2 separate regions of the Homo sapiens genome follow, and region 2 is linked to region 1. Evidence: read pairs that join two places in POLR2A ChIA-PET (ENCODE). Cell type or tissue: B cell. All regions are shown on one strand. Each heading gives the region's core, and the rest is flanking DNA. Links, peaks and the distances in the headings are about the cores only.

What was found. ChIA-PET counts read pairs that join two places held together with the same protein. Peaks named below come from ENCODE experiments on the same cell type or tissue, not always from the same donor. Only the 100,000 strongest peaks of a DNase experiment are listed, where the experiment ranks them.
Region 2: POLR2A ChIA-PET joins it to region 1 with 7 read pairs; 3 of 35 experiments call an interaction of 5 or more read pairs at or near these places.

What each region holds. Positions count from the first base shown.
Region 1 is chr16:71,898,454-71,903,453 of GRCh38, forward strand. The region is part of intron 1 of IST1 (IST1 factor associated with ESCRT-III); the gene reads left to right. Among named protein-coding and RNA genes, the nearest start is that of IST1, 5.4 kb to the left of the region's middle. In B cell, for the core only: no CTCF peak of the experiment used is centred there; a DNase peak (open chromatin) is centred at 2,068; H3K4me3 peaks cover 518 bases; H3K27ac peaks cover 3,494 bases.
Region 2 is chr16:71,597,340-71,614,877 of GRCh38, forward strand. It overlaps LOC105371334 (a long non-coding RNA gene), which reads right to left. Exons shown (of 3, transcript XR_933717.2): 2 at 14,435-14,570. Among named protein-coding and RNA genes, the nearest start is that of MARVELD3, 20 kb to the right of the region's middle. RefSeq lists a silencer at 10,635-10,684. In B cell, for the core only: CTCF peaks have their summits at 10,552 and 10,752; no DNase peak of the experiment used is centred there.

The DNA of each region.
Region 1 (5,000 bases), core at 1-5,000:
TGAACGGATCATGTGAGGTTAGGAGTTCAAGACCAGCCTGGCCAACATGGTGAAACCCCCTCTCTACTGTAAATACAAAAATTAGTTGGGCATGGTGGCGGGCGCCTGTAATACTTGGGAGGCTGAGGCAGGAGAATTGCTTGAACCCAGGAGGTGGAGGTTGCAGTGAGCCAAGATCCAGCTTGGGCCACAGAGTGAGACTCTGTCTTAAAAAAAAAAAAAAAACAAAAAAGGAAACACTGAGGCCAGGAGTGGTGGCTCACGCCTGTAATCCCAGCACTTTGGGAGGCCAAGGCGGGCAGATCAGGACATCAGGCGTTGGAGACCAGCCTGGTCAACATGGCGAAACCTCGTCGCTACTAAAAATAAAAAAATTAGCGGGGTGCCTGTTCTCCCAGCTACTCGGGAGGCTGAGGCAGGAGAATCACTTGAACCTAGGAGGCGGAGATTGCAGTGAGCCGAGATGGCACCGCTGCACTCCAGCCTGGGCAGCAGAGCAAGCCTCTATCTCAAAAAAAAAAAAAAAAAAAGAAACACTCTTGGTAAAAGACCCAATGAATTTCCCATAATGTTTTTATCTCAATTTTATTGAGAACAAGATGAAGATACTTTCTTTATGCCTGTGCATTTCAGTATTTATAGCTCCTTCAAGAAAATTTTGATGGTCTCTGAATTCTGAAGCCTTATTTTCTTGTGAATAACACATGATGCTGTTGATCTTACAGTTTTTTTTTTAAATTAATTTTCAGTCTTAGTTTGACCAGTGAAGATTTTATTATAGTGTGAAAATACACAGTGAACTTTGTGCCACTTGTACATGTAATGCTTCTAAAGGAATTGGACCACCAGGTGTGGCGGCTCATGCCTGTAATCCCAGCACTTCGGGAGGTTGAGGCGGGAGGATTGCTGAGCCCAAGAGTTGGGAGACCAGCCTGGGCAACATAGCAAGGCCCCATCTCTGCTAATAAAAATTTTTAAAAAGATAAAGGAATTGGGCTGTATTATCTTGGAAATGTGTCCTAGCACCTCATTGTGTCTGTTTCTACTCTAACATCACATCTTCATAACTGCGATACAGTGGTCATACCAAAATTTGTTCAAATTACTTCTTTTATAAGAACAACAACAAAAGAAACCTCAGGCTGGGAGTGGTGGCTCATACCTGTAATCCCAGCACTCTGGGAGGCCGAGGCGGGTGGATCACCTGAGGTCAGGAGTTTGAGACCAGCCTAGCCAACATGGTGAAACCCTGTCTCTACTAAAAATAGAAAAAATTAGCTGGGCGAACAGCCGGGCATGGTGGCTAACGCCTGTAATCCCAGCACTTCGGGAGGCCGAGGCGGGTGGATCACAAGGTCAGGAGATCGAGACCATCCTGGCTAACACGGTGAAACCCTGTCTCTACTAAAAATATAAAAAATTAGCTGGGTATGGTGGTGGGTGCCTGTAGTCCCAGCTACTCGGGAGGCTGAGGCAGAGGTAGTAGTGAGCCAAGATTGCGCCACTGCACTCTAGCCTCGGCGACAGAACAAGACTCTGTCTCAAAAAAAAAAAAAAAAAAAATTAGCTGGGCGTGATGGCAGACACCTGTAATCCTAGCTACCTGGGAGGTTGAGGCAGGAGAATCGCTTGGACCTGGGAGGTGGAGGTTGCAGTAGGCTGAAATCGCACCATTGCATTCCAGCCTGGGCAACAAGAGTGAAACTCGGTCTCAAAAAAAAAAAAAAAGATCAGAATAAATAAAATAACACACGTCAAAACCAAAAGCTTTTGTACGTATTGGAGTGTCTGTAGCCAGTCTTGACCTTGCTCTCTCCCCTCCTCACTTCGTACTTTTAGAGCTACAAACACTGAGTTTACTCCCTTAGGAAGTCTTTTTTTTTTTTTTTTTTTTTTTGGCTACTTTTAGCTGCTACTACTTTGAATAGAGCTTTCAGGATCACTACTTCTGGGCAGCTTCACTATTTTGGGCAGCAGTTCTGATTCTTTTCCTCCTCCAGATATCCTAAGAGGAAGGACTCAGTCCATGGTTTTACTTTGCTTATTCAGGATGGGGAGGCTAACTAGCTCGCGAAGTCTCAGCGAGCTGAGTGATAAAAGAGGAACTAGATGGGTTTGCTATGCCAGTGTTAAGAATTGGAGTAAAGTGAAGGATTGGGCTGCTGATCCATGTGTGACACTAATAAAAATAATGGTGTTACACTAATAAAGATAAGTATATATGTATATAAACAGAATACCGAGAACTAGGATTGTGGTCACTAGTTCATAACCATTTTTTAGAGTTTATGTTATAATTGCTTACTTGTCTTATAGTTGTTTTTATGTCAGCTATACCCATTTGATTGTGAGCCCCTTGAAGGCTAGGGAAGCTCTCATTTGAATGTCTGTTGTAGACAGTGGCTTAGCACAGTGCTTAATAGAATAGCACTCAATAAATATTTGGTGAGTGAGTGAATGACAGTAAAGATGTTGAAGCACAGTGATTTTAGAGTAACGTCTGAATCACAAAAAGAATTTTAGATTACTTACTGGACAATGTTAGTATGTGATGTGTATATAATCACATATGTATAAAAATTTGTTTATGTTTGTTAATGTATATATGAATAGTAAATGTTGACTAGAATATTTTATTAACTTTTAGGTTATTATTTCCAAAATTAATGTTCCTAATCATACAGGATAACAAAGTTTATGTTATGTTTAGCTTTGGAAACAGGTTCAAATTCTGAGATAGTAATTAAGTCAGTCTTTTGGTTTTTTTTCTTTTTTTTTGAGACGGAATCTTGCTCTGTCGCCCAGGCTGGAGTGCAGTAGCACGATCTCGGCTCACTGCAAGCTCCACCTCCCGGGTTCACGCCATTCTCCTGCCTCACCCTCCCAAATAGCTGGGACTACAGGCACCCATCACCACACCCAGCTAATTTTTTGTGTTTTTAGTAGAGATGGGGTTTCACTGCGTTAGCCAGAATGGTCTCGATCTCCTGACCTCGTGATCCACCCACCTCGGCCTCCCAAAGTGCTGGGATTACAGGTGTGAGCCACCGCGCCCTGCGTAGTCTTTTGCTTTAAATTCGTTTTTAGTCTGATTTATTTAATGTACTGGTAATCATTTAGGATATATCCTTTAGTTACTACTTTTGTGGTTTACTGTCATTGTCTTTAATGATTAGTTTCTTCGTAAAATGGGGATCTGTTGAATAGGAGTTGAAAAATCCTCAGTACTTAACAAAATAGTTTAGCAAATTGCTTTTCTTTCCTTAATTCTAAAACAAAACTAGATTATGTAAATTTGTAGAATTTTTTTAAAAGCATGTGGTTTTTAATTAAATTTTCTACTAATTAACATAATACATGAGCGACAGCTTTGTACAAAACACTGTGCTAGGCAGTGTGTGGGTGACATACCGTTCTAGGCAGTATGTAAGAAACAGTTGTCTTGCAGTGAGATTGAAACAGATTAATCAGAATTGTTAAACCGAGGGAAAAAGATATAAAGCATGCCTTAAACATCTTATTTTAACATAAAACACACAAAAGAGGCTAGCTAATCTTTAGATGAAGAGCTAAGACTTTTTAAAATATGGGTCCATTGACTGGAATTTATTTAACAAATGTTTACATGGTGCTTACTGTGTACATATAACACAATGTGCTAATTTCTTTACAAATTTTCACTTAATTCTCATACCAGCCCAAGAGGTGTGAAGGTTCATGTAATATTAGTACTGATTTTCCTCAGATGTTTGATAGAATTTGCCAGAGAAGCCACCTGGGCCTGGATTTTCTTTGGGAATGGTTCTTAATTTTAGATTTAATTGTTTTTTTTTTGAGACAAAGTCTGGCTCTGTCATCCAGGCTGGAATGCAGTGGTGTGATCTCGGCTCACTGCAACCTCCACCTCCTGGGTTCAAGCAATTCTTCTGCCTCAGCCTCCCGAGTAGCTGGGATTACAGATGCCTGCCACCACGCCTGGCTAATTTTTGTATTTTTAGTAGAGATGGGGTTTCACCATGTTGGCCAACCTGGTTTCGAACTCTTGACCACAAGTAATCTGCCCGCCTCGGCTTCCCAAAGTGCTGGGATTATAGGCGTAAGCCACCGCGCCCAGCCTAGATTCAATTTTTGTAATAGATCTAGTGCAGCTATATTTTCTATTTCTTTGTGTCAAATTTAGTAAATTTGAGTTTCTGAGGGATTTGTTTATTTCATTTAATTGTTGAATTTATAGATATATGTTGGTTATAATATCGCCTTTAAAAGTCTTTAGAATCTGTAGTGATATTCACCCTTTCATCGCTGATACTGATAATTTATATGTTTATATGTTCCTTTTCTTTGTGAGTTTGTTATATAGGTATGTCAGTTTTTAAAAAATCGTTTTGAAGAATCAGCATTTAGTTTCCTTGATTTTTTTTCTATTTTTTCTTCTATTTCATTGATTTTTGCTTTCTTTTTGTTGTTTTTGCTTACTTTGGTTTGATTTTGCTCTTTTTCTGGTTCCTTAATGTGGAAGCTTAGATTAGTAATTTGAGACCTTTTTTCTGGAGAGACAGAGTCTTGCTCTGTTGTCCAGCCTAGAGTGCAGTGGGCATGATCATAGCTCACTGCCTCCTCAAACTCTCGTGCTCACTGCCTCAGCCTTGCAAGTAGCTGGGACTCCAGGTGTGTGCCACCATGCCCTGCTAATGTTTTAATTTTTTTGTAGAGAATGGGGTCTTGCTACATTGTCCAAGCTGGTCTCAAACTCCTGGCCTCAAGTGATCCTCTCCCCTTGGCCTCCCAAAGTGCTGGAATTACAGGTGTGAACCACTGAGCCTGGCCTCTTCTTTTCTAATTAAAACCTTAATGATATAATTTTTTCTCTAAGCACTGCCTTAGCTACATCCCACAAATTCGTTACATATATATATTTTTTTTTTCAGTACAAACCTTTAAAAAATTTTTTTCACTTGAAGCTTTCTCTTTGACCTCCAAGCAGTTCATCTAGAAGTATA
Region 2 (17,538 bases), core at 7,267-12,266, 290 kb before region 1:
GATGCAGAAAAAGGATTCTACAAAATCCAGCATATCTTTATGATTAAAACGCTCAGCAAAATCAGCATACAAGGGACATATCTTAATATAATAAAAGCCATCTATGACAAACCCACAACCAACATAATACTGAATGGGGAAAGTTGAAAGCATTCCCTCTGAGAACTGGAACAAGACAAGGATGCCCACTCTCACCACTCCTCTTCAACAAAGTACTGGAAGTCCTAGCCACAGCAATCAGATAAGAGGAAGAAATAAAGGGCATCCAAACTGGTAAAGAGGAAGTCAAACTGTCACTGTTTGCTGATAATATGATTGTTTACCTTGAAAACCCTAAGGACTCCTCCAGAAAGCTCCTAGAACTGATAAAAGAATTCGGCAAAGTTTCAGGATACAAGATTAATGTACACAAATCAGTAACTCTTCTATATATCAACAGCGACCAAACAGAGAATCAAATCAAGAACTCAACCCCTTTTACAATAGCTGCAAAAAAAAAAAAAAAAAAAAAAAAAAAGCTTAGGAATATACTTAACAAAGGAGTCGAAAGGCCTCTACAAGGAAAACTACAAAACACTGCTGAAAGAAATCATAGACAACACAAACAAATGGAAACATCCCATGCTCATGGATGTCTATCAATATTGTGAAAATGACCATACTGCCAAAAGCAATCTACAGATTCAACACAATCCCCATCAGAATACCACCATCATTCTTCACAGAATTAGAAAAAAAAAATTCTGAAATTCATATGGAACCAAAAAAGAGCCCGCATAGCCAAAGCAAGACTCAGCAAAAAGAACAAATCTGGAGGCATCACACTACCCGATTTCAAACTATACTATAAGGCCATAGTCACCAAAACAGCATGCTACTGGTATAAAAACAGGCACATAGACCAATGGAATAGAATAGAGAACCCAGAAATAAACCCAAATACTTATGGCCAAGTGATCTTTGCAAAACAAACAAAAACGTAAAGTGAGGAAAGGGCACCCTTTTCAACAAATGGTGCTGGGATAATTGGCTAGCCACATGTAGGAGAATAAAACTGGATCCTCATCTCTCACCTTATACAAAAATCAACTCGAGATGGATTAAGGACTTAAACCTAAGACCTGAAACTATAAAAATTCTACAAGGTAACACTGGAAAACTCCTTCTATGCATTGGCTTAGGCAAGGATTTCATGACCAAAAACCCAAAAGCAAATGCAATACAAACAAAGATAATAGCTAGGACCTAACTGAACTAAAGAGCTTGTGCATAGCAAAAGGAACAGTCAGCAAAGTAAACAGACAACCCACAGAGTGAGAGAAAATCTTCACAATCTGTACATCTGACAAAGGACTAATATCCAGAATCTACGACCAACTCAAACAAATCAGTAAGAAAAAAATCAAACAATCCTATCAAAAAGTGGGCTAAGGACAAGAATAGGCAATTCTCAAAAGAAGATATACACATGGCCAACAAACATATGAAAAAATGCTTAACGTCACTAATAATCGGGGAAATGCAAATCAAAACCACAATGCGATACCACCTTATTCCCGCAAGAATGGCCATAATCAAAAAATCATAAAACAGTAGGTGTTGGTGTGGATGTGGTGAACAGGGAACACTTCTACACTGCTGGTGGGAATGTAAACCAATACAGCCACTATGGAAAACAGTGTGGAGACGCCTTAAAAAGCTAAAAGTAGAACTACCATTTGATCCAGCAATCCCACTATCGGGTATCTACCCAGAGGAAAAGAAGTCATTATTCAAAAAAGATACTTGCACACGCATGTTTATAGCAGCACAATTCACAATTGCAAAATCATGGAACCAACCCAAATGCCCGTCAATGAGTGGATAAAGAAACTGTGGTATATATATAGAGATGGAATAGTACATAGCCATAAAAAGGAATTAATTAATAGCATTTGCCTGTGACCTGGATGAGATTGGAGACTATTATTCTAAGTGATGTAACTCAGTAATGGAAAACCAAATATCGTATGTTCTCACTGATATGTGGGAGCCAAGCTATGAGGACACAAAGGCATAAGAATGATACAATGGACTTTGGGGACTCGGGGGGAAGAGTGGAAGGGGGACGAGGAATAAAAAACTTCAAATATGGTACAGTGTGCACATGGGTGATAGGTGCAACGAAATCTCACTAATCACCACTAAAGAACTTACTCATGTAACCAAATACCACCTTAACCCCAATAACTTATGGAAAATTAAAAAATAAACAAAATAAACAAAAAAATTTACTTCCTAAATATCTCCGGAATCCATTTCCTTCTCCTTATTTCATCATCTCCTCCTAGCCCTAGCTACATCACCATCACCTCTTGGCAGAACTATGTGTAATCGCCTCCTTGGTAATCTTCCCTCATCCTAACCTGTTCTCCGTATTGCAGTCAGAGTAATATCATCCCAAAGTATTTTCTGATCATGTCACATTTCTCTCCTTCATCCTTGCTTAAAACTTTTTACTCCAGGCTGGGTGCAGTAACTCACGCCTGTAATCCCAGCACTTCGGGAGGCCGAGGCGGGTGGATCACGAGGCCACGAGATCGAGACCATCCTGGCTAACACGGTGAAACCCCGTCTCTACTAAAAATACAAAAAAATTAGCCGGGTGTGGTGGCGGGTGCCTGGAGTCCCAGCTACTCGGGAGGCTGAGGCAAGAGGAATGGCGTGAACCTGGGAGGCGGAGCTTGCAGCGAGCCGAGATCGCGCCACTGCACTCCAGCCTGGGCGACAGAGCAAGATTCCATCTCAAAAAAATAAAAAACAAAAAACTTTTTGCTCCAGCCTGGCCAACATGGTGAAACCTCGTCTCTACAAAAAAAATACAAAAATAAGTTGGATATGGTGGCATGTGCCTATAATCCCAGCTACTCCAGAGGCTGAGGCAGGAGAATCACTTGAACCCGGGAGGCAGAGGTTGCAGTGAGCTGAGATCACGCCACTGCACTCCAGCCTGAGTGAGGCTGACTCAAAAAAATAAATAAATAAATAAAAATTTTTAAAAAAACATAAATAAACAAAAAAAATTAAAAATTAGCACCTGCAGATTGTCCTGGCTGCTTGGGAGGCCAAGGTGGGAGGATGGCTTGAGCCCGAGAGTTTGAGGCTGCAGTGAGCTATGATCATACCGCTGCACTCCAGCCTCGGCCACGGAGCAAGACCCTGTCTCTAAATTAAAAAAAAAAATTAAGAAACAGAAAAAAAGAAATAGATCATTTGTTCCTCTGTGTGAAAGTTAACTTGGAGCAAATTCTGGGGGATAGGGGATGTGGAGGTAAAGACTGCAGCCTGCTGGGGGTGACATGCATTCCCAGAGAAGGAAAAGATGCTGAATGGAGAAGTCTCAACGTGGTGAACAGCACTCTTTGTTTGTGTCCAGACTGTACTGGAAACTGGCTCTTAGAGTCAGAGTTCCAGAGTTCCACCCTCCTTGGTCCTAGCCTGCTTCTTGCTTTCATCCACCTTCCTTGGGAGATTGTGAAACCCACGTTGGGAATCACCAACACCAAGGTACGATTGGGAGAGGCGGGGCATGAGAGCAGGATAGGGCACACAGCGAACATCAGTGTGCAGAAGGTCGCCCAGGCCCACAGATGGGCTGATGCAGGTGCCGTTCCTTGGCAAGGACTGTCCATGTGTCATCACTGACCTCTTCAGGTCTAGAGAACTGCAGTTTTCTCCAGCACCTCCTGGACTTCATCCATGGGTGCTATGACAGAAAACAGAACGATGTTCAGAGGGCACTGTGCAGTCCTCAAACCGTGGAGAGGCCCAGAAGAGAGACAAATAACTACACAGGACTCCAATCTGCTATGGCTATGTTTCAGATGTAGGCCACAACAGTTCTCTTTGTTTGGAAAAACAAAGTGGCAAAACACATTGTGACACAAAAAGATCTCAGCCGGGCGCAGTGGCTCATGCCTGTAATCCCAGCACTTTGGGAAGCCGAAGCAGGCAGATCAAGAGATCAGGAGATCAAGACCATCCTGGCTAACACGGTGAAACTCCATCTCTACTAAAAATCCAAAAAATTAGCCGGGCATGGTGGCGGGCGCCTGAAGTCCCAGCTACTCAGGAGGCTGAGGCAGGAGAACGGCGTGAACGCAGGAGGTGGAGCTTGCAGTGAGCCGAGATGGTACCACTGCACTCCAGCCTGGGTGACAGAGCAAGACTCCGTCTCAAAAAAAAAAAAAGATCTCTATTCTTCGGTCCAGGAATTTTACTCTTGAGAATGTATCCTAAAAAATAAATGGCGTGGAAATAAATCTTTGGTCTATAGTGTTTAAAATCCTGGACTTCAGTATTAGAGAAACCCAGATTTTGAATCCAGTATCTACCACTTAAGTCAACTGTGACCTTGGATGAGTTACTTAACTTCCACTTCCTCACCCGCAAAACGAAGATAATAATTTTCCTACTTTGAGCTGGGCATGGTGGCGTGTGCCTGCAATCCTAGCTACTCGGGAAGCTGAGGCAGGAAGACTGCTTGAGCCCAGGAGTTCAAGATAAGCTTTGGCAAAATAGCGAGATCCCTCTTGCTCTCAAAATAATAATAATCATCATCATCATCATCTTCCTATTTCACAGAGTTTTTGAGAAATATGTAAGATAATGCAGTAAAGATCAGTGCATAGAAGGCCAGGCGCGGTGGCTCATGCCTGTAATCCCAGCACTTTGGGAGGCCGAGGCGGGAGGATCACCTGAGGTTGGGAGTTCGAGACCAGCCCCACCAACATGGAGAAACCCCGTCTCTACTGAAAATACAAGAAAGTATCCAGGCGTGGTGGCGGGCACCTGTAGTCCCAGCTACTTGGAGAGGGTGAGGCAGGAGAATGGCATGAACCCGGGAGGCAGAGCTTGCAGTGAGCCAAAATTGCGCCACTGCACTCCAGCCTGGGTGGCAGAGCGAGACTCTGTCTCAAAATAATAATAATAATAATAATAAATAAAATGTAAATAATATTTTTGCAGACAAAGCCTTTATAGGATATGCAAAAATGAAAATAGTACATAGTTAGAGGAGGGGTTATTTTTTACATTATTACATTACTTTTAAAATTAATAAGGCTAGGAGTACTGGCTCACTCCTGTAATCCCAGCTGTTTGGGAAGCCAAGATGGGTGTATTGCTTGAGGACAGGAGTTTGAGACCAGCCTGACCAACATGGCAAAATTCTGTCTCTACTAAAAATACAAAAATTAGCTGTACGTGGTGGTGTGCACCTGTAATCCCAGCTACTCAGGAGGCTGAGACAGGAGAATAACTTGAACCCAGGAGGCGGAGGTTGCAGTGAGCCAAGATTCTACCATTGCACTCCAGCCTGGGTGACAGACTGAGACTCTGTCTAAAAAAATAAATAAATAAAATTAATATATATACATGATTTTATAGACCTTTTCTGAAAACAAGGGATGCTTTGAAAAAGGCGTCACAATCTGGGAAAATTCTTTTTTTTTTTTTTATTATACTTTAAGTTTTAGGGTACATGTGCACATTGTGCAGGTTAGTTACATATGTATACATGTGCCATGCTGGTGCGCTGCACCCACTAACTCGTCATCTAGCATTATGTATATCTCCCAATGCTATCCCTCCCCCCTCCCCCCACCCCACCACAGTCCCCAGAGTGTGATATTCCCCTTCCTGTGTCCATGTGATCTCATTGTTCAATTCCCACCTATGAGTGAGAATATGTGGTGTTTGGTTTTTTGTTCTTGCGATAGTTTACTGAGAATGATGATTTCCAATTTCATCCATGTCCCTACAAAGGACATGAACTCATCATTTTTATGGCTGCATAGTATTCCATGGTGTATATGTGCCACATTTTCTTAATCCAGTCTATCATTGTTGGACATTTGGGTTGGTTCCAAGTCTTTGCTATTGTGAATAATGCCGCAATAAACATACGTGTGCATGTGTCTTTATAGCAGCATGATTTATAGTCCTTTGGGTATATACCCAGTAATGGGATGGCTGGGTCAAATGGTATTTCTAGTTCTAGATCCCTGAGGAATCGCCACACTGACTTCCACAATGGTTGAACTAGTTTACAGTCCCACCAACAGTGTAAAAGTGTTCCTATTTCTCCACATCCTCTCCAGCACCTGTTGTTTCCTGACTTTTTAATGATTGCCATTCTAACTGGTGTGAGATGGTATCTCATTGTGGTTTTGATTTGCATTTCTCTGATGGCCAGTGATGATGAGCATTTTTTCATGTGTTTTTTGGCTGCATAAATGTCTTCTTTTGAGAAGTGTCTGTTCATGTCCTTCGCCCACTTTTTGATGGGGTTGTTTGTTTTTTTCTTGTAAATTTGTTTGAGTTCATTGTAGATTCTGGATATTAGCCCTTTGTCAGATGAGTAGGTTGTGAAAATTTTCTCCCATTTTGTAGGTTGCCTGTTCACTCTGATGGTAGTTTCTTTTGCTGTGCAGAAGCTCTTTAGTTTAATTAGATCCCATTTGTCAATTTTGTCTTTTGTTGCCATTGCTTTTGGTGTTTTGGACATGAAGTCCTTGCCCATGCCTATGTCCTGAATGGTAATGCCTAGGTTTTCTTCTAGGGTTTTTATGGTTTTAGGTCTAACGTTTAAGTCTTTAATCCATCTTGAATTGATCTTTGTATAAGGTGTAAGGAAGGGATCCAGTTTCAGCTTTCTACATATGGCTAGCCAGTTTTCCCAGCACCATTTATTAAATAGGGAATCCTTTCCCCATTGCTTGTTTTTCTCAGGTTTGTCAAAGATCAGATAGTTGTAGATATGTGGCATTATTTCTGAGGGCTCTGTTCTGTTCCATTGATCTATATCTCTGTTTTGGTACCAGTACCATGCTGTTTTGGTTACTGTAGCCTTGTAGTATAGTTTGAAGTCAGGTAGTGTGATGCCTCCAGCTTTGTTCTTTTGGCTTAGGGGATATCACCACCGATCCCACAGAAATACAAACTACCATCAGAGAATACTACAAACACCTCTACGCAAATAAACTAGAAAATCTAGAAGAAATGGATAAATTCCTCGACACATACACTCTCCCAAGACTAAACCAGAAAGAAGTTGAATCTCTGAATAGACCAATAACAGGAGCTGAAATTGTGGCAATAATTAATAGTTTACCAACCAAAAAGAGTCCAGGACCAGATGGATTCACAGCCGAATTCTACCAGAGGTACAAGGAGGAACTGGTACCATTCCTTCTGAAACTATTCCAATCAATAGAAAAAGAGGGAATCCTCCCTAACTCATTTTATGAGGCCAGCATCATTCTGATACCAAAGCCTGACAGAGACACAACCAAAAAAGAGAATTTTAGACCAATATCCTTGATGAACATTGATGCAAAAATCCTCAGTAAAATACTGGCAAAACGAATCCAGCAGCACATCAAAAAGCTTATCCACCATGATCAAGTGGGCTTCATCCATGGGGTGCAAGGCTGGTTCAATATACGCAAATCAATAAATGTAATCCAGCATATAAACAGAGCCAAAGACAAAAACCACATGATTATCTCAATAGATGCAGAAAAAGCCTTTGACAAAATTCAACAATGCTTCATGCTAAAAACTCTCAATAAATTAGGTATTGATGGGACGTATTTCAAAATAATAAGAGCTGTCTATGACAAACCCACAGCCAATATCATACTGAATGGGCAAAAACTGGAAGCGTTCCCTTTGAAAACTGGCACAAGACCGGGATGCCCTCTCTCACCACTCCTATTCAACATAGTGTTGGAAGTTCTGGCCAGGGCAATTAGGCAGGAGAAGGAAATAAAGGGTATTCAATTAGGAAAAGAGGAAGTCAAATTGTCCCTGTTTGCAGATGACATGATTGTATATCTAGAAAACCCCATTGTCTCAGCCCAAAATCTCCTTAAGCTGATAAGCAACTTCAGCAAAGTCTCAGGATACAAAATCAATGTACAAAAATCACAGGCATTCTTATACACCAACAACAGACAAACAGAGAGCCAAATCATGGGTGAACTCCCATTCACAATTGCTTCAAAGAGAATAAAATACCTAGGAATCCAACTTACAAGGGATGTGAAGGACCTCTTCAAGGAGAACTACAAACCACTGCTCAAGGAAATAAAAGAGGATACAAACAAATGGAAGAACATTCCTTGCTCATGGATAGGAAGAATCAATATCGTGAAAATGGCCATAGTGCCCAAGGTAATTTACAGATTCAATGCCATCCCCATAAAGCCACCAATGACTTTCTTCACAGAATTGGAAAAAACTACTTGAAAGTTCATATGGAACCAAAAAAGAGCCCGCATCGCCAAGGCAATCCTAAGCCAAAGGGAAAATTCTTAAGGATATTATATATCAGAAGAAGAGTGATAAAGCTGGGTGCCATGGCATGTGCCTGTAATCCCAGCTACTCGGGAGGCTGAGGCGGGAGAACTGCTTGAGACCAACCTGGGCAACATAGTGCAACATCAACTTCATCTCAAAAAAAAAAAAAAAAAAAGGGCCGGGTGCAGTGGCTCACGCCTGTAATCCCAGCACTTTGGGAGGCCAAGGTGGGTGGATCACCTGAGGTCAGGAGTTCAAGACCAGCCTGGCCAACATGGCGAAAACCCATCTCTATTAAAAATACAAAAATTAGCTGGGCATGGTGGCAGGCGCCTGTAATCCCAGCTACCGGGTAGGCTAAGGCAGGAGAATCGCTTGAACCTGGGAGGCAGAGGTTGCAGTGAGCCAAGATCGTGCCATTGCACTCCAGCCTGGGCGACAAAAGCAAAACTCTGTCTCAAAAAAAAAAAAAAGCTATAATTCCCATTTGGGATACCAGTCTCCAAGACAGTCCCAATGACCCTTGCCTTCTGTAATTTAGACCTTGCTGTGTTCCTCCCACATTCCAGGGCTGGCTTGTGTGACCAATAGAATACTGTGGAACTAATAGCATGTGGCTTCCAAGGTAAAACTCAAAAAAGGCATTGCAGGCTGGACACGGTGGCTCACACCCATAATCCCAGAACTTGGGGAGGCCGAGGCGGGTGGATCACTTGAGGCCAGGAGTTCGAGACCAGCCTGGCCAATATGGCAAAAGCCTGTCTCTACTAATTATACAAAAATTAGCCAGACATGGTGGTGCACACCTGTAATCCCAAGTACTCGGGAGGCTAAGGCAGGAGAATCACTTGAACCTGGGAGGCAGAGGTTGCAATGAGCCAAGATTGCGCCACTGCACTCCAGCCTGGGAGACAGAGCAAAAACTCCATCTCAAAAAAAATATCGTTTTTTTTTTAAAGGCATTAAGTTTCCATCTTGGTCTCTTGGCTCTCTTGCTCTGGGAAAAGGCAGCTGCCATATTATGCTGACACCACAGCAGCCCTGTGGAGAGGCTCACCTTGGGCAAGCCAGCTTTGGAGGAGATCCTCAAGCCCTGTGAAGACTCAGGTGTCTCCATCTTGGATGCTAATCCACCATGCTGACTTCTGATTAACCCCAGTCCCCAGGAGTGCCTCCTGATTCCAACGTTGTTTACTGCCCTTTATGTAAGAATATGTACTCACTATAAATCCTCCCTTTAAGCCAAAGCAACCTTGAAGTTATCGTGCAAATTATAGGCTGTGACACACATAGCATTCTTGCCTGTTCTGGAGGGCTGCCTTTAATTCCTTTAATTGCGTCTATACGGCAGGCATGTACACCCCTTCCCTCTGGCGTATAAACCCTCTGGGAAGTAACGGTACAGTGATCTACCTATGTTGCTGCCGTCCAAGACCACACTTCCACCTGTAAATTCCCCAATAATTCATCCTCTACTGACAAACTGGATTCACCTGCCTTGTTCTTTAGTTTCTCCGCTCCTTCTGTGTTTGGGGGTTACTTTGCATACACAGCCCTTCCACAGAATAAGCCCCATTAAAGCCTAAATGACTGCAGTCCCTGACAACCTCTTGGCTGTAATGTCGAGGGAGACTCACAAACCCACAGTCAAGCCGCTCTTGAATTTCTGATCCGCAGTGTGGTAGAGAATATTTTCAGCATTTGTAGTTCATTATTGAATCATCAGTAACTCACTGTTCTCATTTAATGCTATTGATCACCTGCTCCTTCTTGCTAAGGTAATCACCCTTAATATCTTTCACGTTCACTTTTTCTCCCTCCCTAGGCCTCAGCTGGGACCTGCTCTCCCTCCAGAATATTTTGGAATGTTATTTATTTTTTATTTTTCTTTTTTGAGATAGAGTCTCACTCTGTCGCCCAGACTGGAGTGCAGTGGTGCAATCATGACTCACTGCAGCCTCGACATCCTGGGCTCAAATGATCATCCCACCTCAGCCTCCCAAGTAGCTGAGACTACAGACACACACCACCACACCCGGCTAAAAAATTTTTTTTAACAGATAGGGGTCTGCCTATGTAGCCCAGACTGGTCTCCAGCAATCATTCTGCTCTGTCCTCCCGAAGTGTTGCGGTTACAGGCATGAGCCGCCACGCTTAGCCTGAAATGCTTTTTGGTTTTTTTGTTTTGAGACGGAGTCTTGCTGTGTCGCCCAGGCTGGAGTGCAATGGCGCCATCTAGGCTCACTGCAACCTCTGCCTCCCAGATTCAAGCGATTCTCCTGCCTCAGCCTCCTGAGTAGCTGGGACTACAGGTGCGTGCCAACACGCCCGGCTAATTTTCATATTTTTAGTAGAGACGGGGTTTCACCATGTTGGCCAGGCTGGTCTCAAACCCCTGACCTTGTGGTCCGCCCGCGTTGGCCTCCCAAAGTGCTGGAATTATAGGCATGAGCCACCGTGCCTGGCCTGGAATGTTATTTTTATAACAAATTTGACTGAGGTACTTCTCTGATTAAAAGCCATCTCTGGTGGCTCCATACAGCCTGTACTCTCAAACCTAACCCCAACATGAACACATGTATTTATAAATTATATCTATGAACTGCTGTATTAACATACCATTTACATTATAAATCAGATACAGAAAAAGAGATTCCCAAAAAGACAATATTTCCAGATTAAATAGAGGTCTAGGATTTTTTCCCTTCACCACATTGAGAGGTTGTGTGCACCTGCTTGGAGACCACAGACCCAGAGAGAATACACGATCAGTGACTCATTGCCTGAGAACAATGAGTCACTGATGGTCAAATAAATATTCAATGAACTACAGATGCTCAAAATACTCGGTGAATGTCAGGTTCTCAATGAATGTCAGCTGCTACTGGTAGCTGTAAAATTTTTATTACAGAGAAGCTGAGTAAGTTCAAGATTGAAACGTGTCATTTGTGTTTGGAAGATGTCAATGATCTTAGACAGATCATTTTCAGGTTGCCAGGAAGGAGTCAGACTGTGTCTTGGGTGAGAAGAGTAGGAGAAATGACTAACTGCATATGCCTGGCTTTGCAGGCTTCTTATAATCTGACCCCTGCCTCCCTCTTCTGCCTTTTTTCCCTTTACTTCTTCCCTTGTGGTTCAAACGTAAGGATTACAGGGCCGGGAGTGGTGGCTCATGCCTGTAATCCCAGTTCTTTGGGAGGCTGAGGCAGGTGGATCACTTGAGGTCAGGAGTTCGAGACCAGCCTGGCCAACATGGTGAAACCCCATCTCTACTAAAAATACAAAAATTAGCTGGGTGTGGTGACACATGCCTGTAATCTCAGCTACTCAGGGGGCTGAGGCAGGAGAATTGCTTGAACCCGGGAGGCAGAGGTTGCAGTGAGCTGAGATCCTGCCACTGCACTCCAGCCTGGACCATGGAGCAAGACTCCATCTCAAAAAAAAAAAAAAAAAAAGGAAGGATTACAGTCCTACTCATTCCTAAAAACTCTCCTTAAGCACTCTCTCTCCTGGAAGTCACTAAAGGAAACGAAAAACTTTTGCCCCAAAATATACTTCTTTGACACATTTCAAGCTGGCTATTCAGAAGAACTGGAAATACAAGAATAGCTGAAAAGCCGTCTTTTGTGGGAGAGATTTTTATCTATAGAGAAAATCTGCCTTGATGCAGCCAGGCTTTCTCTGAAGCCCTCCTTTGTCCAAATCTAGGGAAGGTTAAGTAAGTGTCTAATACCTTTAAAGGTTTGAAAGGGGTTAGCTGTGTGGGAGGCCAAGGCTGGCAGATCACTTGAGCCCATGAGTTCGAGACCACCCTGGGCAACATAGTGAGACCCCCCCCCCGCCATCTCTACAAAAAATAAAAATAAAAAATAAAGGTTTGAAAGAAACATTCATATCTATTCTCTCTGAGAGTGGTTACCTGTGAAACTTTAGCTACATAACAAGACTACCTTCGCTAGCCAGGCCTGCTCCTTTCCCTCTCCCATAGTCTGTTGTGCCAGAGTCCAACCCCTATTCTTCCTGTAACCTCAAGATGGTATAAAAGCATCCAACCCAGCCTGGGCGCGCCAACCCAGCCCGGGCGCAGTGGCTCACGCCTGTAATCCCAGCACTTTGGGAGGCCAAGGCGAGTGGATCATTTGAGGTCAGGAGTTTGAGATCAGCCTGGCCAACATCGTGAAACCTCTTCTCTACTAAAAATACAAAAATTAGTCAGGTTTGGTGGCACACACCTGTAATCCCAGCTACTTGGAGGCTGAGGCAGGAGAATTGCTTGAACCTGGGAGGCGAAGGTTGCAGTGAGCCAAGATCACACTATTGTACTCCAGGCTGGGCGGCAGCGAGACTCTGTCTCCAAAAAAAAAAAAAAAAAGGCATACAACCCTCTTCCCTTTCTTTGAGATCTTATATTTTGTAAGACTCTCCGACACATTAATAAATTTCTATTTCTCCTATTAATCTGCCTTTTGTCAGTTAATTTTCAGCAACCCTTCAGAGGGCGAAGGGAATGCTCTCCCTTCACTCCTTCGTTGCTTTTGGTTCCTTTTTTTTTTTTTTTTTGAGAGTCTTGCTCTGTTGCCCAGGCTGGAGTGCAGTGGGGTGATCTCTGCCCACTGCAACCTCCACCTCCTGGATTCAAGTGATTCTCCTACCTCAGCCTCCCGAGTAGCTGGGACCACAGGCGCACACCACCACACCCAGCTAATTTTTGTATTTTTAATAGAGACAAGGTTTCTCCATGTTGGCCAGGCTGGTCTCGAACTCCTGACCTCAGATGATCTGCCTGCCTCAGCCTCCCAAAGACTTTTGGTTACTTCTGCCTCCATACCCTGCCCACATCTCATGCTCATCTTTTTCTTCCCAGTGTCACAAAGAATTTACTTAGCTGCCTCTCTCATGAGGCTGTGAGCTCTCAGCCAGCACGGCTATCTTATTTCTCTTCCTTGCATCACAGTGGCATCCACAGTGCCTGATAAGCGGTAGCAATGCAATAACAATAGCTAATACAGGCCAGGCGCGGGGGCTCACACCTGTCATCCCAGGACTTTGGAGGCTGAGGCAGGAGGATGGCTTGAACCCAGGAGTTCAAGACCAGCCTGGGCAATATAGTAAGACCCCTGTCTCTAAAAAAAATTTTAAATAAAATAAAAGAATAGCTAATACATGTGTAGTTTAAATATATGTTAGGCACTGCTCCAGTGTGTTATGCATATTACTTATTTAAGCCTATGAAGTAGGTACAATTATCCCCATTTTGCAAGCGAGAGGGTTGCATTTTGGGCAGAGGGAGGGTGAGTGATTTCCCAAGCTCAGTCTCACCTGTGTATTAGGCGAAGTTCAGGAAATAGTGAACCTATTTAGTGAACCTAAATAGTGAACTCCAGGCGTTGTTTCACAGCTGGATGAGAGAACTCTGGTCACCCAGGCTGAGTCGGGGGAGGGGATTCTCGAAACTGAGGAAGACGGCATCCTATGGGCTCCCGCGCCTCCCAGCCTGAGCCTGTGCTGCCCCCTGCTGGCCAGCTCTGGGCCCCCTGCAGGCTCCCTTTCCCACCTAGAGCGCCTGCGTAGGAACTAACCCAGCCAGAAGTCCCCTCTGCCACCAGAGCTTGAGTCTAGGGTCTGACAGCAAGCACAGGATGTGCTGAGTGGGGAAGAGAATCAAAAGATCTCGCGGGGAATGTGCAAGGATTTCCCCCTTGATCCACATACCTAAGGACTGCCTCCCTCATAAGTGAAGGCTGAAAGAAACCATTCAAAGAAACCAAATGGGAAAAGTCAGCTCTGTCCCCAAATGCCATTGCCTGTACCCAAAATCAATAGAAATGTTTATTTGTTTAAAGAAAAACTTAGGTAAATATTTGGATTATTCTTACATTAGATTCTCCTTTAGGATGGAATATTGAGTGCTAAATTAACACACCGGTTCTTAATTAGGGTGCCTGATGGAGCTATTCGAAAACACAGATGCCCGGGCTCTGTTCCCAGCCTGCTGAATCAGAATCACCGGGAGGCGCTACTTCTTCTCCGGACTAGCCTCAAACCCAGATTTTCCCAAACCCCAAAGCTCCCAGACCGTTTAATATCTCACCTTTCCAGCTGGAGGAAAACCAATGCCTTTCCACTTGAACTTCAGTGAAAAACTTCATTGTCTAGAGAATACTCCTCCAGGGTATCTGACTCTAGTCTTTCATTGACTTTGAGCTATTTTACAAAATAGCTAATTGCTGGCAATGCAAAAAAAAAATTATTGTTTATAAACATGCAAATTATGTTCTGTCTAGTAGAAAGTCAATTGATTTTGCTTACCCTCTGTAAAAAAAAAAATCCGTTTGCCTCCATTTGCACATTTATTTCATTATTCCTGGTCTACAAATGGGTCTATTTTTTGAACCTATTGTAATATCTGCTTGATTTCTTCAATGATCATTGAGTTAAAGAAAATCTTGAACATGTTCATTTTATATCTATGTGAGAGTTTCTTTCTTTTTTTCTTTTTTTTTTTTTTTTTTGAGATGGGAGTCTCGCTCTCTCTCCCAGGCTGCGGTGCAGTGGCCCGATCTCGGCTCACTGCAACCTCCGCCTCCCGGGTTCAAGTGATTCTCCTACCTCAGCCTCCTGAGTAGCTGGGATTACAGGCGCACGCCACCAAACCCGGCTAATTTTTGTATTTTTAGTAGAGACAGGGTTTCACAACGTTGGCCAGGCTGGTCTCGAACTCCTGACCTCAAGCAATCTGCCTGTCTCGGCCTCTCAAAGTGCTGGGATTACAGGCTTGAGCCACCACATCCGGGCGAGAGTTTCTTTTTTGGAAAATTATTTTTAATATACCAGTGACAAGTACTTTCCTATTCTCTACTCTTTGGTCATCTGCCACTTACACTCTTTGCTTTGGTTAAAGTTTACTCGGGGGATTTTCTCAGAAAATAACTCCCTTTTTGTAACTTTCCACTGTATGCATAATGTCTGTCCGAAGATTCCTGGAAGAACAGCAGAATAACCAAAAGGTGTTATATTTTTAATTAAGGCAAAAGAGAGGTCAGAAGATTGGTTCCTAAACTTCTCTTCCACAAATAAAATAAACTCATCAGATGTTCACTAGGCTTTAACTCTCAACTACCTTACTTACTCCGTCCTTACTTGTGTGGTTGATTAATTTATCAAAAATTACACATATTAGAGACAGAGTCTCACTCTGTTGCTCAGGCTGGAGTGCAGTGGCATGATCTCGGCTCACTGCAACCTCCACCTACCTGGTTCAAGAGATTCTCCTGCCCCAGCCTCCCAAGTAGGTGGGATTACAGGCATGCACCACCACACCCAGTGGATTGTTTTACTTTTACTGTACCTAATGATGTTATAAGTTGCAACAGAAAATAAAAGATCCCTGTCATCTCCTTGAGTACATAGAATTAATTTGTAAGAACTAATGTTTCCAAGCATGGTGGTTCACTCCTATAATCTCAGCAGTTTGGGAGGCTGAAGCAGGAGTAACGCTTGAGCCCAGGAGTTTCAGACCAGCCTGGGCAACATAGCAAGACCCTATCTCTCTCTACAAAAAAAAAAGAAAAGAAAAGAAAAGAAAAGAAAAAACTTAGCCAGACATGGTGGCATATGCCTGTAGTCCCAGCTACTCAGGAGGCTGAGGCGGGAGAATCGCTTGGGCCCAGGAGGCCAAGGCTACAGTGAGCCATGATTGTGCCACTACACACCAGCCTTGGTGACAGAGCAAGATCTTGTTATTTACCCAATGATTATTTATTGAGCATCTACCAGGTGCCAGGCATAATGGCAAAGGCATAGTCTATGGGAGCTGACAGTCCAGAGAGAGGTGCAGACACTACACAAATACAGTCATGCGTTGCTTAATGTCAGGGGTATGTTCTGAGAAATGCATCATTTGGTGATTTTGTCATCGTGTGAACATCATAGAGTGTATTTATACACAGAGTGTACCTACTTGGTATAGCCTACTAAACGCACCTAGGCTATATGGTATGGCCTATTGCTCCTAGACTGCAAATCTGTATAGCATGTTATTGTACTGAATTTTTTTTTTTTTTTTTTTTGAGGCAGAGTCTCGCTCTGTCACCCAGGCTGGAGTGCAGTGGTGCCATCTCAGCTCACTGCAACCTCTGTCTCCTGGGTTCAAGTGATTCTTCTGCCTCAGCCTTCTGAGTAGCTGGGGACTAAAGTCGTGGGCCACCATACCCGGCTAATTTTTGCATTTTTTTTTCTTTTTTTTTTTTTAGTAGAGATGGGGTTTCACTATGTTGGCCAGGCTGGTCTTAAACTCCTGACTTCAAATGATCCACCCACCTCAGTCTCCCAAAGTGCTGGGATTACAGGCTTGAGCCACCACACCCGGCCAATTAAATGTATACTTTCAAATTTTGAGAACAGCAGATGAAATGCATGTTTTGAGCCAAAATTGCAACAATTCAAAAAAGGACAGGCCAGTATGAGCTGAAGTCGTGGGAAATATTCTGGTTATCTTTTGCTGAGTATCAAATCACTCCCAAACTTAGAGGTATAAGACAACCATTTATTATGCTCATGGATTCTGTGGGTCGGGAATTTGGAAAGGGCACAGTAGGAAGGGCTTGTCTCTGTGCCACAATGTCTAGGGTCTGAGCAGAGAGACCCAAAGGCTGGGGGTCACCTGATGGCTGGGGCTGGAAGCTTCGAGAGCTCATTCACTAATGTCTCGAGACTGATGCTGGCTGTAGACTAAGATCTTAGCTAGAGACAACGAAACACCTATACATGGCCTTTTTATGTCACCTGGGATTCCTTACATTATTGTGACTGGGTTCCAAGGTAGAGCAGCCTCAGAGAGAGCCAGGTAGAAGCTGTATCACCTTTGTTGATGAGCCCAAAAAATCACTCAGCATCACTTCCACTGCATTCTATTCAGGACCAGCTTAATGGGCGTGTGACCTGTGTGGTCACACAGAGCCCCATGCTTGGTTTAATGCTCTGCTCTCACCCCCTGGAAATTCGTAATAATATTTGATGGCCAGGCACAGTGACTCACACCTGTAATCCCAGCACTTTGGGAGGCTGAGGCAGGAGGATCGCTTGAGGCCAGGAGTTCAAGATCAGTCTGGGAAACATGGCAAGATCTCATCTCCACAAAAGAAACTGAAAAAAAAATTAGCCAGCTATGATGATTATGCACACCTGTAATCGCAG